2 separate regions of the Mus musculus genome follow, and region 1 is linked to region 2. A link is a loop called in an ENCODE intact Hi-C map of the cell type or tissue named here. Cell type or tissue: left cerebral cortex. All regions are shown on one strand. Links, peaks and the distances in the headings refer to the core of each region. The heading gives the core; the rest is flanking DNA.

The links. A loop is a pair of places that touch in the nucleus more often than their neighbours do. Peaks named below come from ENCODE experiments on the same cell type or tissue, not always from the same donor. Only the 100,000 strongest peaks of a DNase experiment are listed, where the experiment ranks them.
Region 1: it touches region 2 in a loop (1.8-fold over the local background); 2 of 42 quality-filtered maps call a loop at or near these places.

What each region holds. Positions count from the first base shown.
Region 1 is chr4:32,916,103-32,925,152 of GRCm38, forward strand. All of the region lies in intron 1 of Ankrd6 (ankyrin repeat domain 6), which reads right to left. Among named protein-coding and RNA genes, the nearest start is that of Ankrd6, 30 kb to the right of the region's middle. In left cerebral cortex, for the core only: no CTCF peak of the experiment used is centred there; DNase peaks (open chromatin) are centred at 5,036 and 7,526.
Region 2 is chr4:32,862,716-32,871,765 of GRCm38, forward strand. The region is part of intron 1 of Ankrd6 (ankyrin repeat domain 6); the gene reads right to left. Among named protein-coding and RNA genes, the nearest start is that of Lyrm2, 67 kb to the left of the region's middle. In left cerebral cortex, for the core only: a CTCF peak has its summit at 4,937; DNase peaks (open chromatin) are centred at 890, 1,427, 1,586, 1,849 and 2 more places; H3K4me3 peaks cover 1,869 bases; H3K27ac peaks cover 2,706 bases.

The DNA.
Region 1 (9,050 bases), core at 609-8,608, 54 kb after region 2:
AGCTGTTAGTCACACCAGCACCAAGGCACGGCGTCATGCATGACAGCTCTGTGGAGGCCGCGCTCCTGCTACTCCCTCACACACTCTGTGCACAGGCTACATAGCTCAGCCACCCCTCCCTACCAGCGCTGTGTCTCCAGGGCCATGCCTTCACTCCAGAGATGCCCCCTGTAAGGAATTATTCTGGCTTCCTTCAGTGGTGGACTGTAATGTGGAATGAATGTAAGCCAGACAAACCCTTTCCTCCCCAACTTGCTTTTTGGTCATGGTGTTTTATCTCAGCAAGAGAAACCCTGAGACAAGTTGGTACCGGCATAGTGGGAGTGGGGTATTGCTGTGACAGACCTGGCCATGTTTTGGGGAGGCTTGTGGGAGGACACTGGAACTTGGGGCTAGAGAACCACTGGGTGTTGAGAGCTCGGTGAGCTGCTGTAGGAGCCTGGAAGCTAAGAATGCTGAGAGAGAGCAGTGAGGGCGGAGGCCTGGCTTGAAGAAGTGTCAGAGGGAAGCAAAGATTTCTGTGTGAAGTTCTGGCTAGCTGAAGAATCAGCTATGGTTAACAAGATACCAGAACTGCTAAAGTTAAACCTTTGCTTTGCTGGGATACTCAATGCTGGTCCACTAGAGCTGAGAAATTATTGGTGATTAAGAGGAGAGCAGCATCACTGAGGTGACATCTTCTGAGAAGTGTTTCTTCAGAGGCAGCACACAGAAGCTGTGTACCAGAGGCAGCCAAGGTTGTATGCACCTCACACTCACAGCCAAACCTGATAGTGTGAGCCTCACCCAGGTGGAACTGGTTTTGAAGGAATGAGAGGGTCATGGAGAGCAGCTGATACTTGGCACTGTGAGAGGCCAGGAGAGGCCACTGGGGAAGGTCGAAGGTCCAGGATTAAAGGAGTCATTCAGAGAAGTTGAGGCTTGGTACTATGAGAGGCTATTGGTGAAAGTGCAGGCCAACTGCGGAAAACCCCAGCATTTTGGAGATGCCAGTGCTATGGGATAACTATGAGAGAACAGCAGCAGTGGTGGAGTGGAGCCTGCCTGAGCTGAGAAGATGAGCTGTGTGTGCTGCAGAGGGTGGAGCCAGATAAGCGACCCAAGCCCCTTGGGAGGAGCCCAGACACTGGACAGTCCATTAGCTACACTGCTGGGTATAACGTCTTGTTGTTTGACTTTGTTCAGATTGTGACCGTGCCCTAGTTCTTCCAACTTGAAGTAAGAAATTTATTTTTGATTTTACAGTTACGAGACTTTTAACTTTTAAAAAAAAATTGGGGTGAGGGTTTACAGAGAATTTGGATTTTAAAAGAGTGTATATTTTTATAAAGACAACTTGTAAAAAGCATTTGAATTTGGAAGGCTGTGGGACTTTTTAAGTTCGTAAACCATAGTCACCCGAAAGGAGAGCGTCTCAATGGGGGAAGGCAAGAACAGGTTCCTGCTGGTTGTCTGACGTGCAGCAAAGCACAGAAATGAAAGCAAATACATGAAAATGTAATTTTAAAAAAATTAAAGATATTTGGGGCCAACTGTGCTAAGTTCCATCACCCTCCCGTGTGCATGCCCTCCCTGCCCATGGAGGACCGGGCTGTATAGATTTCCAAGGTTCTGCATGAGAAATTAGCCCAAATTCAGTGGCTTACATCAACAGAAATTTCTTCTCTCCCATTCTGGAGTGCAGAACTCTGAAAGCAAGATGTCAGCAGGCCCTGCTCCCACTCCATGCTAAGAGTACCCCAGCACTCTTCAACCTGCAGGGCCAGCATTCCTAGCCACATGGCTTCCACTTCTACAACATGTGTCAAAGCCCCCACCCCCACCACCGCCTCTTTTTAGAGGACACTTTTCATGGGATTTAGTGTTCACACAATCCAGACCACATCCTCATTCCATGATCCTTACCTGAATAACATATACAAAGTCCCTTCCCACAGATGAAGGAGCGAGGCTTGTTGGTTAGACACAGACATCTGTGGAGAACAGCAGGCAAATGAAATCTGTCCCAAGAAGCCCACCTGGCCTTGTGTTCTGAACTCCAGCAGCTGGCTTCTGTCTGCTCACAGGCACAATATGCACTGCAAGGCTGAGCTCCTTGTACCTTCTTAGGGTCTGATCTCTAGGCTGCCACCTCCCCCTCGAGCCAGCACTCTGTGTCACAATGGTCTTTGGTGCCCGTCTTCCCCACTGTCACCTGAGCACGGCAAAAGCAAGATCTGCTCTTATCCATCTGTACACCCAGCCTGAACACACACATATAGATAATAAGGGGCGCAATGTCAGATGTTTGTCGGATAAAATGCGGATTGATCTGTAGCACGCACAGGAACCATACGGCATATTCTGCTGACAGAGAACACTCTGGAAGACCACATACCAGGGAGATGCAAAATAACAAACTCCTGAGGGTAACATTTTAGGCACAGGTGATGCAGTAAGCAGTCTAACTTAAACCTCTCTGGGTCCTTCAGGACTCACAGAGTGGGAAAGTCAGACAGACACTCACTGTCTATAGCAGTATCAATCATAAGCAAATGGCTTCCTGAATGGCACTCCCTTCTGCTCCGTGGAGAGCAAAGACAAAGGCTTTATTCAGGGGCATTCAGACTGAATTACCATCTTCACTTAAACCCTCCTCTTAGACAGAGCTGTCAGCTGCAGCAGCCAGCCCAGAGAAGGACTAATGTTCTACAGCAAAGTTGTTCGAATACCCAGACAGCTAACCCAAGGGGCTTAGCGCTGTTTCAGCACTGTTCAGCTCCAAAGCACTCAAACCTCTCTAGAGGTGTGCGCTGAGCATGTACAGTCTGCTCTGGACCCAGCACGGGGGAGAAGGCAATATGCCCCATGGTGAAAGGGAAGGGCTACAGGTCCCCGGCAGGCCTATCAGCCAACCCACCGTCGCAAGTAGAGTAGGCGCCATCCAAGCTGTGGGTAGTGGATCACTTGTAAGCCATTGAAATAAGCTAATAGGTAACACACAGCATTTTCAAGAATGGAATGGTGAAACAGAACACACCAGCATTGCTCTGCACACTGGAAAACATCCGTTTACTTTGTGTCAACACATGTATATATATAATGCTCCCACTGTGTAAAAGCTATTTCTCACAGTGGATCATGGGCAACTTGGAAAGCCAGTGTTCTTGAGAAAACTCAAGTATTCAATTCAAACATAATAAGAAGATAGCAGCCGGGTGTGGTGGCGCACACCTTTAATCCCAGCACTTGGGAGGCAGAGGCAAGCAGATTTCTGAGTTCAAGGTCAGCCTGGTCTATAAAGTGAGTTCCAGGACAGCCAGGGCTACACAGAGAAACCCTGTCTTGGAAAAAAAAAAAAAAAAGAATATAGCAACTATTTTTTTTCATTGCAGAATGTCAGTGATTATCCAAAGTACCTTGGACAGTGCCTGAAAACCATGCCAGTCTCTCCAAATGTGTTGTGTCTCTGGAGCCCTGTTTTGTATTTTCAAAGACATGAAAACTGTTTTTGATGAGAACCCAACAGACTGCAGACTGGACATCTTCTGAATCATCTACCTGAGTCTCTCATGGATACTCATGGTTTGGGCTGGTTTTGGTTTGGTTTGGGTTGGTTTGGGTTGGGTTTGAATGTCCATGACTGTCAAAAGCAGATGGACAGGCCGTCCACCAAGAACAAAACATAAGATGGCCTCTTGTGCCATCACTGCACTAGACACGGCTGAAGGTCACACTGGGTCACACATGGGGTGCAGACTGTTCTCAGCCAATAGTATCCTGGGTGAGAATTGCTGCACAGCAAGCAGCATAAGGCCTCTTGTGGACCCTGCCTGTGTGCACCGACCCGAGCAAATTCACCCCAGCAAATGTAAAAGTGAATGTAAAAAAGGGTTATTTTCACACCTCACAAAACAAAGGGGCCAGCTTCCATTTTACTATTTATTTAATTTCACACCATTTTCCTGTCACATGTTACTGAAGAATTTTTTTTTCCTTTCATATGTCTAGAAATTAAACTGAGCCAGGCAGGTGGCACACACCTTTAATCCCAGCACTTGGGAGGCAGAGACAGAGGTAGAAGGACCCCTGTGAGTTTGAGGCCAGTCTGGACTACATAGTTTCAGGATAGCCAAGGCTACATAGCTATATACCTTGTATGAAGAGAGAGAGAGAGGGGGAGAGGGAGAGGGAGAGGGAGAGAGAGAGAGCGAGAGAGCAGATAGACAGACAGACAGACGGACAGACAGACAGACAGACAGAGACACAGACAGAAGTTAAACTGGGTTGGAGAAAGAGCACAGGCAGTCCAGCTGGATCAGATCCTTACAAAGACCACTCTTGGGCAGCAGGGAGGAGCTCCAGTGTTGAGAAAAAGTCTGGCCCATGGGCCATCTTTGCTTTTTAACTCAAAAGCATTATATATATATATATGATGTTTTGTAGCTAATCCGTTTCCTCAAGTATGTTTCCCCCAGAACATTAAATGGATTTATACCTCCAGTGTTTGAAAAGGGGAGATCCCCAGCACATAAAATGGCAGAAGGAAGCCAAATGAATTTTCCTGTTGCAGAGACTAGCTTCTCTATGGAAATGAGGCAAATTCTGACTTCTACATACTCTATACCACACACACACACACACACACACACACACACACACACACACCATACTTAATTTAATTTAAAACAAAACACTGATACCATTGGTGTTAGCATTCCACTCAATTTACAGGAGACACAAAGCCATTAAATAATATGCCCAATTAGTAAGTGACAGAGCTGGTGATATGAGGATGGGAGCCTGAAGATAAAGCTGCCCTTTGTCCACAATAGAGTCCAGGCCCTCAGGGAGACTGCAGCCACAATAAATCCACCCCTTCCCTTCTCCAACGTGAGGCCATGAAGGGAACTGCCGTGGCCCCGAGTGTGCTGGCTTCGCATCACCTCTGTGGCTCCACTCTCAACAGCACTGTGATGGGTATCCAGTGCCGGATGCAGATGCCACACTCAGTGGCTTTTGTGGTTTTGGATACCTGCCATGTACCACTGAGAACTGGAGAGAAGCAGAGCGGGAATAGGCTGAGCAGCACCCTCCGGGGTGCCTAGCATCTAGTGTCCACATGCATTAGGTGCCTACACACTAGAACAACCTCAAATGTCCCCTTATGTTTTTATTGTGGTCCAGTTGAAACCCACTGGGCCAGTCTATCACTACAGCCCAGAGTCAGTTGTGTAGGCCACCTAAGTAGCAACTGAGTCTATGTCTCAGGTTAGTTTTCTTTCCACCATACCAAACTCCCCAAATTATGTTCATGGGAGCCAAAGGCGCTTGAAAATTAAAAATAGACTGCACAGTTAATAACAGGCTTTACGTCTTGAGCCTTGCCCTAGTCTCATGATGGATATTCTGGTATGTAAGCACAGAATTGTATTACTATAATTATTCTAAAAGAGTAAAATAGTGTCAGAATATTCAAAGTTTAAAGATGCAGTATGCACTGAATTCCTACTGTGAGCCCTGTGTGTGTGTCCGCAAAGTAGGAGGAGGGAGAAGGAAAGAAGGAGGAGGGGATGTTTTCTTAACAAAACTCTTCCTTTTAAAGAACCATCATTTCTATAATGAGCCCAAGCAATGGCTCTGTATGAGATTCTTTTATCAATAGCTTTGACTTCAAAGTGTCCCCTTCTTTTTCTCTGAGACAGGTCTTGCTATGTAGCCTAGGTGAGCCTCAAGCCCCGACCCCCTGCCTTGGCCTCCTGACTGCTGGAATTGCAGACTACCACACCCAGAGCTCAAAATCTTCTTTTAAGTCAAAATCCCATGGGGCTGGGGGTACAGCTCCATGATTAAGAACCTGCCTGCTATGCACCAGGTATAGATTTGGTCCCCAGAACAACAGAATAAATAATAAATAATAAAATTCTCTCAGCATAGTACTTGGCATTCTGAATATGAAATCTAAAGGTGTATTTTAAATAATATCCCTCTAGTTCTTAAAGGACCCGCTACACCATCAGTCCCAACGTCCCATTCCAAATGATAAAAGCACCAAATATTTTATAGCTCCTGTCTGTGTCAAATTTCAGATCAGCATTGCATCAATTCATCCACATGTAGAGAGAAAATTTCTTTTTAAATTTCAGTGTCTCCGTGGGCTGGGGAGACAGTCAGGGGCTGTGTGTGCCTGCCACACAGGCATGAGTCCCCAAGTCCAGATTCTCAGCACTTACATCAAAAGTGGGGCACAGCAGCACCCCTGTAATCCTACTGCTGAGGAAGGTCCCTCCCTCGGGTATCGGGACAGCTAAGCTGGCGGATCTGGTGAGTGCCAGGCTAAGTGAGTGAACCTCTAAGAGATACAGTGCTGCAGAGGGGCTTCAGCAGTTAAGAATACTGCCTACCTTTCCACAAGACTGGAACTCAACTCTCAGTGCCTACATGGCCGCTCGCAACTGTCTGTAACTCAAGATCCAAGGGATCCAATGTCTTCTTATGGCCTCCGAGGGCACCAGACACACATGGCATACCCATACATGTTAAACTAAACTCAATTAAATTAAAAATAACAAAGGAAAATACCTGCCCTCAACCTTTGACCTCTGTGCGCCTGTGTGTGTGTGCATGCGCGCACGCACACATATGTCACAGTTTTTCTCAGCTACTAGTTTCCTTGTGATCTATTTACACTTTGTAAACAGTATATGATTTTTCCCTTCACTTCTCTGACTTTCTGACACAATGACAGTCTTTTAGGAGTTTAGCAAAGTACACAACTTATCTATCACTAGTGCATACTCTAGAGTGCTAGAAACTGGGAGAGAGGGGACACAGTCAGGAGAGCAGCCAAGGACAGAAAGCCTGATGCAAGCTGAGCTTGGTGGCATGGGCCTGCAATCCCAGTGCGCAGGAGGCTGAGACAGGAGCACCTCTAGTTTGAGGCAGCCTGGGCTGTACTGTGAGGCCCTGTGAGGAGGAACAGGGTCCCCAAGAAGAGGGGGAGCTAGGCAGGGTCTGCTGTCTGTGCCCAGCATAGCCCCAGGCAGAACCAATCCCCCCTCCCTCCCTCCCCCACAAAAAGAAACAACACAGTCATTATTAGAAATTTCAGGTTGGTGTCAAGAGTACCTTTAACCTAGCTTCCACCCTTGCTCATTTGCTAAACATATATGCAAATGTGTTTCTCTTATTGCATTAAATCAAATTAATAATTACCTACTAGTTCTCATTTTCACTTCAAACCCTGTCAAGAGTCTCTGTCCACATCCAGGAAAGGCACTCCCAAGACGCAGTTCTAATCACACAGGCTGGCCGAACCTTCCGTCCAGTCTCAGACCACAATGGATTCACAATGGAGGGTTCTTCCCGACCTCGCTAGCCTCTGCGGGAACAAGGGACAGCCGAGCACAAAGGCACTACAGCAGTCCTCCAGCCTGCTTTGTGTGCCCTAGCAGCAGTCTGTCTACAGATATAGGAGAGGGCTGAGGGCTCTGCCATTTACATGTCAATACGCAAACCAGAGCCTGCTGTTCCACCACCCTGTCTGGCATCCCAGTCCAGGGTTTTGTTCCCCCTTATCCAAGGAGCCTTCAGCCAGCGGCTGCCAACAAGCATTTGGCAAATCCCCCACAGCGACCAACCGACCAACCGGCAGGCTTTTCCAACTGTCCTGGAAGCCACACTGGAGAGTTGAGCACTTGAGATAAAAATCAGGAATATACTCAATTCCAAGGGTCGTCTGGTGGGGGGGGGGGGGAGGGACAAAAAAGATTTCAGAGGACTGGCCTCACTTAGTCAAGTTTGTTTCTAAGTAGCCATGAGACATCAATGTAGTACAAAAGTGTCAAAAGCAAAGGAATCAATGTAAGTATTTTACACGTTGTCAGAAGTGCCTCTTTGTGAACAAGTAGGCGGGGACAGAAAAGAATACACGGCCTGGGTGCTGCTCTCATGGAGGAGTGGTACCAAGAAGGGAAAACCCTAAGAGTATTGTCCTGTCAGGGAGAAATGATTTGAACCCGTGGGGAGGGGAGCACGCCCTCGATCCTTTAAGGATGCAAAGGCAGATTTATTCAGGGGCTGAAGCCAGCAGAAGAAAGGGCTGGAGACTGTGTGGGGGCAGCACCGGCACAAGCAGCAGAGATGTCCTAAGCAGTGGGTGAGGGGCTTTCCTGCAGGGCTGGTGTCCGGGCGTGAATAGCATTTGGTAACCCTACCTCTGAGCCACAAAAGCCTTGTCTTCCTCATATTCAACACTGACCTCTTAAATTCACCTTAGGGGAGGCAGCCTATGGACATGAATAAAAAGCTTGCTTTAAGCCGGGCGTGGTGGCCTTTAATCCCAGCACTTGGGAGGCAGAGGCAGGCGGATTTCTGAGTTCAAGGCCAGCCTGGTCTATAGAGTGAGTTCCAGGACAGCCAGAGCTATACAGAGAAACCCTGTCTCGAAAAAATAAATAAATAAATAAATAAAATAAGAAAGCTTACTTTAATTAATTTGGTTGTGATGATTTGGGTCAGTAGTCTTTCTCCTCCCATCTTTGGGATTAATAGAGAATTTACCTTCAAAGTGTTTGGTAGTCAACTGGGCTTCAACAGGTCTGTCACCTGCTGGTCTAGACCTGGGAAGGAGAGACAGAAGGGAGTCTCTGAATGGGGCCTGGATGGGCACTGTTTCCATCCTGGGATTGGCGATAGCAAAGATCTTTCCCTCCCAGCAAAGAGTGTCTTGACCTATGCAGCGAAAGATGAAGAACTGTCTGGGCCTACACGGTCCCTAGAACTATTCTGGGTACAAAGCTAGCTTGGATTGATTTCACTAAACTTCATCAGGGAGCAAGCTTAGCGCTCAAACTACCACAGTAAGTTTAAGCAGACACACTCACTCTACAAACAATCCCTAGGATACTATAGAAGAGCTGTCAACAGGAAATCATATAAAACCTGGATAAAGTTGTCCTCTAAATATAGCACATATTCTCAGCTGCTCTCTGTGGGAGAGCCCCTCTTCCTGAGCAGTGACCAGCAGGGCTCAGCACTAATCATGCGTTGTTGTTACTGTCTGAGACAGT
Region 2 (9,050 bases), core at 405-8,404:
GCAGCCTCTCAGATAATGAGACTAAAGCCAGAAGTTCTTACGGTTACAGCTGCAGGCTGAGATAGCTTCATTTAGATAATTACCAGGTAAGGCACCCTTTGCATGTACAGCTACCATCACTATTAAAAAACAAAGAACAACAACAACAACAAAAAAAAAAACCCATAAAAATATAAACACCCCATTGATGAGAGAATGTTCATCAACCAGCTTTGACATTTTATGTTTTGCTTTTCTGTTGCGGCTACATAAGGGCCCTCTTTACTTCCCCCATGATATAACCCACACCTCCACAGGGCAGTGGTCATTCACAACGTATCTTGGATATGCCCCATTGCCCCCCAGCATGCTTGCACAGAAAACTGCTTGCAAGATGAGCAGCAGTGACTCCACCCCAGGTTATCAATTCTCATCTGCAGCCAACGCCTTCCCCTCACACTTCGGCATCTCAAAGTCATTCCGGATTTCAGGGCAGGGATCATCTCGCTGTTGGGACCCGCACCGGCAGACGCTTGACACAAAGGGCAGATGCACAGGACCACATATGCCGAGTCTCCTCTCTTCCCGTTTCCCCTCCTGACCTCACTTGGAGTGACAGGATGCTCTGCTCCCTGTCTGGGAACCAGTAAACTAGGCCAGATGGAGGCAGGCAGGGATGGGTAAGGATGGAGAACCCCGAGAGGGGAAGGAAATACACGGGTGTGACCTCTCTGCGGGCTGTAAGTTAGACTCCACTGCTAACCTGTTGGGTGCCCTGGCTGTAGCTGCTTTGCCCTCTCATGAAATCAGAGCTTCCTCTTCCAGTAAGATAGCCACCATTCAAGAGAGCCTTGTTGCTGGAAGTGAGCAATCTGTCTGCCTCCCACCTGTCAATCACGTCCTTTGTCACGGGATTCAGTTTCACTGTGCTCAGGAGGGAAAAGCTTAAAGGCAAACTTGCTGCCTGTTCTTCAGGCAGGAAGGGAGCAGAGAACACAGTAAGTCTAGAAAGTATGGAAAGCCGAGGAGGTGGGCCCTGGAGACCCGCGGCGCCTCCCCTCCCAGTCCTTCTGTATCCACTGCTCCCACCCGCAATTTCTTTTGTTGTTTTTCTGTGGGTGGCAAAGGGTCTGTGAGGTTTGATTGTTTTCTTCTCGATTGCTGATTTACGACCAACTCTCCTGGTGCCTGTCAATATCTGAAAGCCACCACATTCCATCTCCTCCCAGTGCACTACTCTGAAACAAGCCTTTCAAAGAAAAGTCCTAGCCAGGCATTGTGCAGAGCCCACCAGAGCTGTGGTTAGAGAGCACACAGACTCAGAACAACTAGCTTTTTTCCCACCGGAGACATTACTCACACATAGGGCTGTCCTCTGTGTTCTTTCTGGAAACGCAGTCAATTCTTTCCTGGGGAGAGCATACACTTCCCGGGGCTGCTGCTCCCGGGAGCTCAGATTTACCTACGGCAATGGTAAGCCTTCTTCCTTAGCTTCCCCTGCCGACCGACTAACCGACCGATGATCTCGGCATCAACCCATTAACGCATCCATTCAGCTCCAGCTCCAGATGCTGCTCTGTTGCCGCTGTTCCGAGTGTTGGAGAGTCTGATTCTGTGAGACAGCTCTCTCTTACAAGCGGAGGACCTGTAACCCTGCCCGTCAAGAGTCAGGAGCGATTCACGGCTGAGCAGAGTGCTTTCAGAGGGATGCTCTGATGACGGAGGTGAAGTTTGCAGCCCGGTGTGAACGGGAGCACACGGGAAAGGATAAGAGGACAATCGCAGTCCTCACGGGAACAGCTGGGGACATGCTGGCATCCTGCGCAGCAACCCAGACACGAGCGAGCGGCTTGAGCGGAGTCCCATACAGGGACTGCAGCATCAGCAGCGCAGACAGGGGCTGGCTGAGTAGCCACTGAGATGTCTGTAAACCCAATCTGCTGGTACCCAATCTCCTCCACCCACCGTGTGGGCAAGGGAGCGAGCAGATGGGGGACGTGGAGAGCCCCCTCTGAAGCAGAAGCAGGTGCAGCTGCTCCGCTAAGCATCACAGGTGTGTCTTCCGGCCCACTTCCTCAGGCAACAGCAACTTCCTACTGGAGACAGGGGCTTTCTTTTTTACTTGAGCCCAGAGACCACATTTCCCAGGTGAAGACAGGATTAGAAAGGGGAGAATAATTTGGCCACAAATCCTCTGACAACCATCCAGTCTCACACCTCACCCCTGTTCCTCCCAGAACAGCAGCTCCTGTGGCCACAGGGCCAGCTTCTGCCCTTTGGCGCAGAAAGGTCAGACTGTGGACTCCGGCCTATGCACTGCACAAATGTGGAAATATACCAGGGGAACAACTGCCAAGAGACAAAAACGCCGTCTTTCCCTTTTCTGCAATCACCACTGGGTGCTATGTGAGATTATAACAATGATGAACGTAACTGGATTCCTACTTTGAAGAAATGATTAACCTGGCCACCGTTACATCACAACCAAGACCCAAAAGGACCAGGTGCCAGAAACAGAGCAATCAGTTTAAAGTCCATTGCCTCAAAGAACCAAGATGCTGTTGCTATTTCAAGCCTTATTCTTTTTTTTGGGGGGGGGGGGCGTTGGTTTTTTGAGACAGGGTTTCTCTGTATACCCCTGGCTGTCCTGGAACTCACTCTGTAGACCAGGCTGGCCTCGAACTCAGAAATCCGCCTGCCTCTGCCTCCCGAGTGCTGGGATTAAAGGCATGCGCCACCACGCCCGGCTTCAAGCCTTATTCTTAATGATGGTTCTTAAACACTTTAACCTCCCTTCTAGCCCACCATCCACCAGAGGTAGTGGAAAAGAAAAGATACAGGGGAAGGGAACTTGTGTAGAAATGCTGCTTTGGAGCAAATCCCATCTGTGTTGTCAGGAAATCGGCAGTTCAGTTTATAGATCAGCAGCGGCAGCTCGATCCATTCAAAAACACTGCACGGATATATACCAGCAGTCCAGTTCACTAGAGTCCTCAGAAGCAGCAAGAAGCCACAGCATACCACCACAAGGTTTTTTGGTGTGTTTCTCTCTGGAGTTCCAACAAACTACACTACTCAACTACACAATGTAAGGGGGGCCAATACATGCGTGTTTTTAGCAAAGAATCCTTCATCCCATGTCCTTTCAAGGTGCTTTTCTTTAGCAAAATATCCTTTCACTTGGGTTCACTTAAAAAAAAAAAATCCAGCCGGGCGTGGTGGCGCACGCCTTTAATCCCAGCACTCGGGAGGCAGAGGCAGGTGGATCTCTGAGTTCGAGGCCAGCCTGGTCTACAGAGTGAGTTCCAGGACAGCCAGGGCTATACAGAGAAACCCTGTCTCAAAAAACCAAAAAAAAAAAAAAAAAAAAAAAAAAAAAAAAAAAATTTCCACGTGTCTGCCCCAGCAAAACACCATCCAACACAACTGACTTTCCAAAGAACCCTTGAGTTCACTTCAGGGTGACAAGTGTATATTATTCCAGGAAACCTGGGTTGCACAGCTCCACTTTTAATGAAACTGCTGAGAGGTAAAACTCATTAGCTCTCTGGACCAGAGCTGTAGCGACCTCCTATTCTCTTGGAATAGGATGGATGATTGCTTACTAGAGACCACCAGCACCTCCCAACTGCAGCTTCGCTTGCCCATCACATAGCAGATGGCTCTACCTGTGCTCAAAACTCAGCCCATTGCTGTCCCTACAGATGCCATCTACCACAGCTCTCTCCAGGTTCCTACAATGGACCAAACCCTAAGCCCCACTGTCACTGTCACTGAAAACAAGTGTTAGTTAAAGTGAAATTAGGCCACGATGGGGAACTGCTGCGCTGATGGGATAGTGTGTTATACAAGAGACATCAAAAACCCAAAGGGCTAAATGTACTTCCTTCCCCTCATGTCCCAGTGAAAGGCCATAGGGACAATGTGGAAAAACAGCCATCTATAGTTGCAGAAGAGCCTCCATGAGAAACTGAATCCTGCTAGACTCTGATCTATACCTTTTAGCCTCTAGAACTGAAGGAAGATAAACTCCTGTGAGTTTATCTCCAGGCTACAGTGAGACAGTGGCTCAAGTGGACTCTATAGCACCCCGTGGGGAAAATGCTCTACGGCTGGGGCTGGTCTCCGTACCTCAAGCTGAGCCCTATTCCCACCATCTTGCATCTCAGTGCCTCTCATTGTGCCTGGCACACAGCTGGTCTTTATTATCCATTACATCAATGATAGAAAAACTAACAGCTGGTTGCTACGGGACTTTGTAGGAATGAGAGGACACGTCACCTAGACAACCCATCCTTTTCAGATGAAGCAGGTCATGGCTCCAACTCTCAGAGAAAGGAGGAGTAAGATATACTAGTCTTCCTCCTCCTTCCACTCACAACAGAGGACCATAGCTCCTGGGACCTGAAGAGTTACAGAGCTGGAGACCATCCTTAGTGATACCCACCAGCACCAAAGAGCTGGCCTACACCACAGCCACTGGGAGCTGCCACCCTGAAGCCCTTCTGGGGAAATCCACAGATGCTCAAACAAAAACAGGAATGGGCCCAAACCAACACCACCTCCCAAGAGCATCTACATGTCCTACTCATACTTGCCTCCTTGTAGATCTTTGGTCAATTGTTTGGCTTTTTATTTACTTTGTGATGTTTTACGTATTTATCTATTGACGCTAACAGCAGAGAGCAGCAGACACTGGGAGAGGAATCACTTCTCTTTAGTGGCTAAGGGAAAGGAGCCCAGCCAAGTGTTGGAGGTGGGGCAGACGCAGACATTGGCATTAAGAAGAGCTAGCAGGGGTAGGGTGGTCTGAAGGACGACAGAATGGCCGACAAGGAGAAAGTAGCGACTGCCACCAGAGCTTTTAATTCAAGGACAATGACTAAAGATGATACCAGGTAAACTGGAAAATGGCATTTGTCATACCATGCCAAGGAAACTGCCCCGCCTGGTGGTGGGAAGTTGGTAGGCAGGAGAGTGAGGTGTTGGCTCTCCTTGGAACATGAGCATTCCTCCATGACAGCAGGCTTGCCTTTGCTCACAGTGATAATGCACACAGTGCATTTCCTCTTTCTTTCCTCTTTTCAGTTATTTTGCCTTTCATGCCAGCAGAGGCAGGTGGATCTCTGCGAATCAGAGACCAGCCCCTCATTTCCAATAGGGCTCAGCCTTTTACACAGCTCCTTTTCTGTCACAGAGCTCGGTGGGAAACTTTGACCAATGCCCCATACTTGCATCTGCAGTTAAGGTATACAGAATAGCTCCATTCCCTAAAAACCCCTTGTTCTTCAAGGTCTGCACAGCTCTTTCTTTCCCATAATGCCACTGTCTGCTTCCAGCTCTGTCACCTTTTCAGACTGGTCACTCTATACTAGCAATAACCATTTAAGGTCCAGCTCTCGTATAGTTTCGTGGTTTGATAGCTGATTTCTTTTCGGTGGTGAATAGTTCTCCATATTGTTTGGATGTACCAATGTTTGCTACTCCATCCATTGAAGGGCATTTTGGTTTCTTCCAAAGTTTGACTGCTCTGCATGAAGCTTCTATACACACGATGCAGGGCGCATTCGGGGAACACCAGAGAGTACAACACCCCTCATACCACACAGCAGGGTTGGGCTTTGTGAGAACCCAACACAAATTGTTTGGTCCTCCCAGTGCAGCAGCTGCTCTTACACTGATCTAAGTCCAGGCTCAACAATATCCTTTTAGTTCCCACCTTATTCAGTTCCTCTATCCCATCAGGCACTACCACCTCTGCCATCAATGGTCCTCCCTCCTTAGTATCTGTGGCTTGCTCTGTCCTCCTTCCACGCTGGGACTCTCTTTTCTTTCACTGAAGGTCTCTTCTCTCGCAGGGACCTTAAACATTGCAGGACCTGGAGGTTCTTGGCTCTATTCTCTACTCACTCCCCGGCCCTCTCCTCCTCCTCGCTGCCCACACCCTCTTCTGCTGCCTAGAAACAGATCTCTCCATGTCTACTTCTTCAGCCTCATTCACTTTTTCTAATGCACTATATTTAAACACCCAGCCACCCAACAGACATCTTACTTGGATGTTCCCTTTCAACATCCTTCCTTTAAAAACCTCTTCCTTTTCTTGTGTCCCCACCTTGATAAGGGACTGCAGGTTTCATCTGTCAACTTGGTTCCCTCACCCGAAACCGTTCTCTCCTTTCCTCTTCTCCCCTCGCCGAGACCCTGCAGTAAATCACTCAATGCTCTGATTTGAAAGAGTAGGGAACGGAAACGAGAGCTTTGCAGGCAGATACCTGGGCTTCCGCTCCAGCTCCATCACTGGGCAGCTTTCTAAATGACGGTTTCCTTGTGCATGCTAGCAATCACACCTCACTGGCCGGAGATGTAGGCTCACTGAAAGATATCTGGCAGCTGTGCTCAGAGAGATAAGCACAGTTACTAGGTTACTTTCAAATGGTCCTTGTTCTGTCTTCTCTGACAGCTCTGCCTGGCTCCAGTACTCACTGACAGCTTCTCTTTAACTGGGCACTGAGAATGTTTCCTGTAGCCTCTATCAGTGATGACCTAGTGGTAGAAAGTGCACAGAGCAAAGTGAAGCAGGTTTCAGCTTGGATATGGAAATCTGCTTCCTTAAATGTCCCTGTACCTAGGGAGAAAGAGAAGCCAGACCCAACTCATATTCAAGGTTCAGACAGTGGGTATATTTCAGCTTCAAATGTATCTTCCATTACAGAAAACTGAACTCAAGCCAACCCAACCCGGCCACAGAGTTGCTGGGACACATTAAACGTGACTCCCAGGAAGACTAAGTCACTGAGTTAACAGTAGTCACATTCTCTGTCCGCTCACCGGGTCTCAGTTCAGCGAGCCTCTGACAGACATGTTTCCCTATCAGATCTGTCCCTGTCAGGAGGTGATGAGAAATGAAGCCTTCTCCTTCCATCTGCTTCAAGATGGCAAAGATAAAGGACAGACCTCGAGCTGACACACAGAAGGGGCTGCTCATCCCGTGTCTCTCTGCATGCAGGTAGTAACCAGTCTCCTCCCAAGCCCCGCCGTGTGTGTGTGTGTGTGTGTGTGTGTGTGTGTGTGTGTGTGTGTGTGTGTGGTGAGAGAGAGAGAGAGAGAGAGAGAGAGAGAGAGACTCTCACTGAATCTGTAGCTTACTAGGTTGGCTGGTAGCAAACCCTGAGCAGGTGGTGACCTGTCTCTATGCCACCCCAGCTGGGGTGACAAAGGCTACTGCCACACTCAGTGTTTATGTGGCTACTGGGGATCCAAACTTAGGACTCCATCCTTGCACAGCAGGCACCTACCTAACACCGAGCTGTTTCCCTAGCTCCTGGTACCAATTGTTTTGTCTTTACCTGTGACTTCTCTACCTGTGTTTCTTGTCAAAGAATGCTTTATGTGGCAGAATTCACATAAAGACTAGAGGCTCTGCTAATGCCAGGTCTGAACTCGCACATTAAGTCATTTGCTACACTGGTCTCTCTGTCTCCAGTCCCTGCCCACTCCTTTCTCTACCGGAGTTTCTTCCAACAGTGTGCATGTGGGCTTGTTTCTCCTTGGCTATACCTGTAACCGGCAGATACACATCCCGTCAAAGCCCAGGGATACATAAACCTATTACGATCTGCCCCCAGATTCTAATTCCATCCGCTTCCGACAACCCTCCCCACATCCTGTTCCTCAGCTTGGCTACAGGGGTATTTAGAGTATCTGAAAGCACCCTTGTGCCATTTTCTGCTTCTAACTTTCTGTACACCACCCCCAAAACCCCTTCTCCTCCATATCTGATTCAAAGGTGGCCTCCTCTCAGAAGATTCTACATGCCCTCCTTTGTTCTCCAGGTTCCCACGACCCAGTTGCTCTGCCATTTACTTTGGATCAATATTCTCTCATTCTCTCATATATTCTCTCATAAATTCTCTCTCTCTCTCTCTCTCTCTCTCTCTCTCTCTCTCTCTCTCTCTCTCTCTCTCTCTCTGCCTTTCCTTGATAACAGATCTCATACTGCCCAGGCTACCCCTAATTTCACTATACAGCTAAGGCTATCCTCGAACTTCTGACTCCCCTGCCTCTACTACCCATGTTCCAGGATGTCATGCGTGCGCCCCCACACTTGGCTAGGAATGCACCTTTTAAAGGTCACTGTAGCATTATGAATCTGGACCGAGACTGAGTCATTACTGCCAGCCTCTCTCATTACCTTATGATTCAAAAGCCCTGAGACTGCCCTGACCAGAGAAGGTTCCGGGGCATAAGGTGCAGAATTAGAGGAGTGGGTGACAAGGCTGACTTATGAAGGGTTCGATTCCCAGCACCCACACAACGGTTCATGACTATAACTCCGAACCAGGGGATCCAATGCCCTTCTGACCTCTGAGGGCACAGAATGCATATGATACACAGACATACGTGCAGGCAAAACCCATATATAGAAAAGTAGATTTTAAAAAATTTAACTGATTAAATAAGACTAATGATTAATGATACAACACAGTGATAAAACACTTCTCTAGTGTACTAAGACCCTGAGTTTGATTCCTAGCACAAATAATAATAATAATTATTATTATTATTTATAATAATTATATTATACAATCATAACAACATATACCATACTATACTATATAAATAATAGCTATTTTATTTTATTATTATTTATTCTACTATTGGGGTTTAGACTATGTTCCCTTGAATATTACCCTGCAAACACAGGAGTCTATGAGGCTGAAATTCTTTAGCATTGCTCCGATTCACAGCATCTCTCTTCTCAGCCTCTGCGTCTTTCCACACTCAGCCCGCATTTCATTCCTCTGTGTACTGTCATCACAAGTGTACAGCCTAGCACCTAGTGCAGGAACAAATGAGCACTATTGTCTACCCGAGTGAACCAGAGAGCAAGCGCCTTCGCAAGTGTCTTCTCAGTACTCCATATGTCCAAACAGCTAATTCTATAGTGACCCCTTCAATAAATACACCCATGTGATGTTTTGTTTTGATTTTTTTTTTATCCATTCATCTGTTGATGGACATCTGGACTAGTCCACTTCCTATACAGCAACAATAAATATGGGTGCTCATGT